2 separate regions of the Mus musculus genome follow, and region 1 is linked to region 2. The links are chromatin loops, found by intact Hi-C in ENCODE. Cell type or tissue: heart. All regions are shown on one strand. Links, peaks and the distances in the headings refer to the core of each region. The heading gives the core; the rest is flanking DNA.

Region 1 (2,915 bases), core at 202-2,701, 66 kb before region 2:
TTTATGGACATTATTTACTAAGATATGGGTGGCTGGGGTAGGTGCATCGCTGGGAATCCCACCTCTGCTTGGGTGACAAATCCTCAAAGCTGCGTTGCTGGAGCTCTGCACAGCTCAACCCAGAAGGACCTCTGCACCTCAGGACTTGATGATGTAATCTCCTCTGGGGTCTGGTGAGGAGTCAGTTAACTTTCTTATGGCTTCCTCGGCTTCCTCCTCCTCTCTGCTAGAGAATTCTTCAACCCAGAGTCAGCAGCTACACACGACTTGCAGATATTGACCCCAGAAGGTCCACTGGGGATCCACTGGGGACTTTTCACACGTGACCCTCCCCTTCATCGTCATCATCATTGCAATGGTTCGAATGAGTGGCTGACCCACCAAGCATGTGTTAGGAGGTAATGGGCCCTGGTGTTCTGCATCCTTAAATAAATTCACAGTGCTATGAGTGTGGCTATCTCAAGAGTGGATTTACTATTTTGCTCTATCCTGCTCAGAGTGCTTACCTTTCTGCCTTCCACAATGGAATGAAGAAGTACCCTGGCCCTTGCCAGATACCTGCCCATGCTTTTGGACTTGCCACCCCACTGAACCACAGGGCAAGTATATCTCTATTATTTATGGATTACCCAGCCTTGGGTACTCTGTCAACAGAAAGTGGACTGAGATAACCATGTTATCTTTTATTCAGTGGCTATAGGGTCACGACTATATATGAGGCATGAGCCTAGGTACCTGGGACTAATCAGAAGACGAAGCAGTCTCTCTTCTCCCCATGATCACAACTATAACACCATAGGATGTTAGGCAGTAGGCACTACTAACAAAACAAAGCAAAGAAGGGGCCTACAGAAGAAGGTTGGAACAGCCTTTATTGGGGGGGGTGTTTAGCTAGAGGCAATGTTGTGGAAAGGCCCTAGTGCTGACCACCTTCTCACATGATGCTAAGCATGTCCCCTGTGTGACCTCAGCCAATCATACATAGGCTCTTGTACTGGACATGGCTCCCTTTACCCTACTGGAGGGGGAGGAGACTAAAGGGTTAAAAGTCTCAGTTTCTCACTCAGGTCTTACAATCAGAGACTCAGACAAGGTTTGATGCTCCATGTAGAGCTGGCAATGGTTGCCTTCATTCTCACTGAGAAGTGGCTTAAAAGGAGTAACCTCTGGGGTCCCCCAGCTCCCACCCTGCTCCAGCTTTGGAAACTTCCCCATAAGCCTTAGTGGGACCTGGGTGTGGTGTGCTCAGCACAGGCCTTCTGTGCCATGAAAGGGTGGCCTCCCCTCCCCCCTCCAGAAAGCTGGCGTCCCAGCTCCGGGGTCTGTTCCCTCATGAGAATGAGGGCGGGGTGGCTCAGCCTCAAGGTCCCTCAGGCACCGACCTTGTACCTAAAAAGGATTCATTGTTTCCAAACCCAGCTTCCTATTCCTGCCAGATAACCACCAGCCCATTAATGTGTCCAGGTTGTAAAATGTTGCCAGGGCTTCTGATGTTAGCCGCAAGCTGTTGTCTGCAGGCTGGCGTCTTCTTCTCCATTCACCCAGCATGGCTCTCCTTTCAGGGCACTGGCCTCTGGGTACCCAGCCACACACTCCAGGCCAGCTCAGCCTCCCAGTGTTGATAACATTGTTATTATTAGACATAGCCTGTGGAATGCCAGCGCTCATTCCCCAGCCTCAGCTCTGCTGGTGACATGTGATACAGCCCTCGGATCACAGGGGCCATGGGGCCGTGACCTCCAAGGCCCCTGAGAATTATTCTGAAACTGGTCTTGAAACCATTGCCCAACCAGAACTAGGTGTGCAGTCCTACCTTCCTCTCACTGCTAGGAATAGACCATCACATCAACTGGTGGTGGGGACTGAACCTCAGGCTTCCCACATGTCTTAGTCCTACCTAGACTTTAAAACTCCCAGAACTACTGTCTCCAGAGGATCTGTCCCCAGAGCTTTGACTGCAGACACCTACCCTTAGGTTTGTTATGTCTTCCCAAGGCACTGTAAGAAGTATATATGTTTTTATACCAAACAAATGACCTTAGTATTTTTTTAAGTGAGTCTTAGCCAGCCAGATGGTGAGTAGGGACTCTCTGCATGCCCTAATTGCCTCTTTGGGTACTGAATAATGACAGAGGTAGGTGGAACTTTGAGGCAGAAAAATATTCGTTTTCCCCAACTGGTATAAAATGTTTGCAATCAAGGGCATAGTGTATGGTACTCTAAGCTCAGTGTATATAGTTACAAATGTCTGTGTGTATCCATGTATATGTGTGTATATATACATGGCTCTGTGTGCACTTGCATCTGTGTGTAGACTTATGTGAGTCTGTGTATATTTCCATGTATGCATACTTATATACTTCTAAGTATATGTGTGTATACTTATTGGCTTGCGTGTATGTTTACATGCATGTGTGGACACACAGCATGTACATGTGTGTACAATGCTACACACATACATAAGTCACCCACCAACTTCCAGGTAGATTTCTCGAGACTACCGCCATTTTTACTTTGATATACTTACATGCTTCTGTCCCACAAGGGACAGGGCACCTTTATGTGAAACCACACTGTGGATCCATAGGGTATGGTGCTCTACTGCTATGAATATACAGGGTATGATGCTCCATTGTTGGGCTGAGGTATACTCTCCGTTCCTATTGAGTTGAGTGCCTTGGCCTGGGTCTGTGCTTCAGCCTTGCTGCTCTGGGCTGGGGCTAAACACACCGGAACTAAGTTAAGGGCAGTGTTGCTCTGTACATCGGTGTGCCCACTGAGCCAAGGAGACCCATTTATTTTTAATTGAATTAAATTGCTCACCAAATGAAAGTGGCATACTTTCATTAATATTTAATTACATACAGTGTTAAACAATGATCACAAAGAAAACTTCACAGCTTTTTCTGTCCCTG
Region 2 (2,915 bases), core at 252-2,751:
GGCTGGCCTTGAACTCAGCATGTAGTCAGAGAAGATTTCCTTGAATGTGTGATCCTCCTGCTTCTTCCTTCCTGGGTGCAGCGAGGATCCAGTCCTTTCTATAAAAGGCCGGTTGACCAGGCAACCAGTTCCCGACCAGCTGTGTCTCTATAACTGAGGAAAACCATGTGTGGGGAGCCAGTAATGTCAATGTAAATAAAATGGGTTAAGAGAGTTACTGGCTGCTGGTTTGGTTATTGGGAATAGGGTCCTCTTTGTGCAAGATGAAGCAGCTTGCTAACTTTCTGCTTGCTCTGGGCAGTGCACACTCAGAGGACCGTGTCGGGTAAAAGGCTTCTTGGAGCTCCTCCGATACTGGAGCAGCTCCTGTTTTGATGGTGGCTCCAGAGGTCAGTGTGGGGTAACAATGGCTATTCTGAGAGAATGCTGAGGTGTTCCACCCACAGGTAGAGATCTCACTCATGAAAACAGAGCCTCAGCTCTCTCTTCAGAACCCCTCTCCACCTTCATTTACCTGAGGAAGGCAGCATCTTCCTGATGTTTGGGGGGGCGCATCGGGGTTCAGGATTAGGATCATGACATTGCCCATATTTTAGGCACCTCCTCACACCTAATGGCTTTCCAATCACTAATAAACATCTGCAGAGAAGCCCTTAGTGACAAGTAATCCCTTATCTGGGTTTCTTTTAATAGAACCCAACAATCTCTACAGTGAACCCTTGAGTCTCCTCAGCATCAGGTGCAACAGTCAATCAAGTCACTGGAATGCAAGACAATGCAGGCGGCCGGGGGCGGGGGAGGGGGGAGGCCAGGCCTTTGGACATGCCACAGGGGAAAAACAAAAGGCTTCCAAAGTCTTTGGCAGACCTAGGAGGCTATTGTGGGAGCTGGCTGGCCAGAGTTCTTCAGGAGGGGACAGTGGAAACTTTGCTCTGATAAAAAGGCATCCCAGCCTAGGAGCCTCACCCCAAATAGTCTTGCCTTGACATTTAGAAGACAGACTCATGATGAGGTACTTGAATACACTGGCTACTCTGAGGGGAGATGACCAACAAGCATCTACCAACTCCATCCTGATTGTCTGCTCTCGTTTACTGATTGATCAGAGTGAGCGGGGGCTTGTGGGTTCCTGAAGGATGGAAGAAAAGAGTTTACATCTGCGCAGTACACAGCTGGGCAGCACACACATGCAGTGGACTGGCTGGCTGGGGGGGGGTGTTTTGTGCTCTCTCTCTCTCTCTCTCTCTCTCTCTCTCTCTCTCTCTCTCTCTCATAGGATTGAGTGGCAAAGACATCCCCCTCCTGTCTTCCTCCTCCTCTTCCCAGTTGCTTTACCTTCAAGGGTGATTTGTTTTATTAAACTGGCCGTCCCCAGTCTCTGCAGTCCATAATGAAAGCCTGACATAGCAGGCTGCCTGCCTTCTGTGTCCTGCAGACACTCATCATAAGTGTCAGGACATACCAAGGTTAGCGGTCACTGGAAGTGTGCTCGCTGGCCCAAACCTTGCCAAACGCTCTTGGCAGCTGAATGAATGTCACAGAGAATAGAGGGGGGAATTACAAAGGTTAAAAAGAAGACAGTCTCTCCTATTTTCTGGAGACAGGGAAGCTGATTTTTCACACCTCTGAAGCATCGGTCAGCTCACTCACTAGCCTCTTGTAGGGGAGGAGGGGGGACCATAACCCTGCCCTTTGCTCAGGTCCCAGTGGACAGTCCTCCATTCTTGATCCCCTTCAAAAACTGGCCCACTGGCCTCAGCTCACCAATGGAATCATCTTTACTGAAATGGATAGAAAACAAGCCAAGCATTGCCCCCTCCCGCCCCTGCAGCCCCAAGAACCCCAAGAACCACCGCCCAATGGCCGCTTCAGCCTATCACCAGGTCCCAGTCTTTGTAAGGAAGATGTTTTGGACACGTTGTCTTGTAAGCTAATCCCCAGCCCCCACCCCAAACTTCAACATGTAAACGGAAGACGCGTATAAGGTTGACAGGAGTGGCTGAGAGGGGAGAAAGGAGAGCCCCTGCTTGCGTTCTGGTGAATCCGTTCGTGTGTGGGTTTTCTTTCTTTCTCCTTCCCCACTTTTTTTTTTTTAATACTATAAAAGGGCAATAAAATGCTGACTTCGAGAAGACAATGTCAAGGAGAAAAGGGTGCTGGTATTTTGGATACTCTTCACTGCTCGCCTTGGAGAGAGTTATTCCTGTCACAGGCCTTTTGTCTGCATCTGCTGACTGGCTTGCCCATAGCCAGCAGCATACTTTAACTGTTTTGTCACCTCCTAACATCACATGCATCAGCTGTTGGGCTTTTGTTACGGGTATTGTAGAACTAATCCGCTGTGGTTGTTCTACTGTGCAGTAAATAAAACAGAAACCCGGCTTCTCAGACCGCTCTGCATGAATATTTCAGACAGCTTTTTACAACTCCGGGACTCACCAAATCAAATAAATAAATAACTCCCCCACCCCCAGCATCCCCAGACCCTCCCCATTGACTGAAACAAAACCCCTCGAACTAGCCGCAGATGCCTCTGAGTCACAGGGACTGGAGCTGGCAAACAATTGCAAGTTGAAAGAAAAGTGGTCTCAACTTCGGGGGCACCGCTGAATTCATATTTAAGAGGAGAGTTAAATACATCTGAGGCACAGGGCTGGCTAGGCATCTCGGAAAATCTGCAAAGCCTTTTGGGGGGGGCTTATATAATTATATATTTTTATATATTTTACACACACATGTAAGTATGTTTCCATATATATATATCCATATATAAAATGTTACAGTTACTCTTAATTAATCTTTGGGCCCTTTCCATAATGTGTAACCTGCACAGAGATGTGCTGAGAAAAATCAGACTCTAAAATGTTCTTCAAAACTAAACACACAGCGTGAACCCTCCATATGTATGAACACGA

What was found. A loop is a pair of places that touch in the nucleus more often than their neighbours do. Peaks named below come from ENCODE experiments on the same cell type or tissue, not always from the same donor. Only the 100,000 strongest peaks of a DNase experiment are listed, where the experiment ranks them.
Region 1: it touches region 2 in a loop (2.7-fold over the local background); 4 of 42 quality-filtered maps call a loop at or near these places.

Annotation. Positions count from the first base shown.
Region 1 is chr1:190,060,467-190,063,381 of GRCm38, forward strand. All of the region lies in intron 1 of Gm30446 (a long non-coding RNA gene), which reads left to right. Among named protein-coding and RNA genes, the nearest start is that of Gm30446, 13 kb to the left of the region's middle. In heart, for the core only: a CTCF peak has its summit at 1,723; a DNase peak (open chromatin) is centred at 1,595; H3K27ac peaks cover 2,500 bases.
Region 2 is chr1:190,126,592-190,129,506 of GRCm38, forward strand. The region is part of intron 4 of Prox1 (prospero homeobox 1); the gene reads right to left. Among named protein-coding and RNA genes, the nearest start is that of Prox1os, 42 kb to the right of the region's middle. In heart, for the core only: no CTCF peak of the experiment used is centred there; DNase peaks (open chromatin) are centred at 1,500 and 2,320; H3K27ac peaks cover 2,500 bases.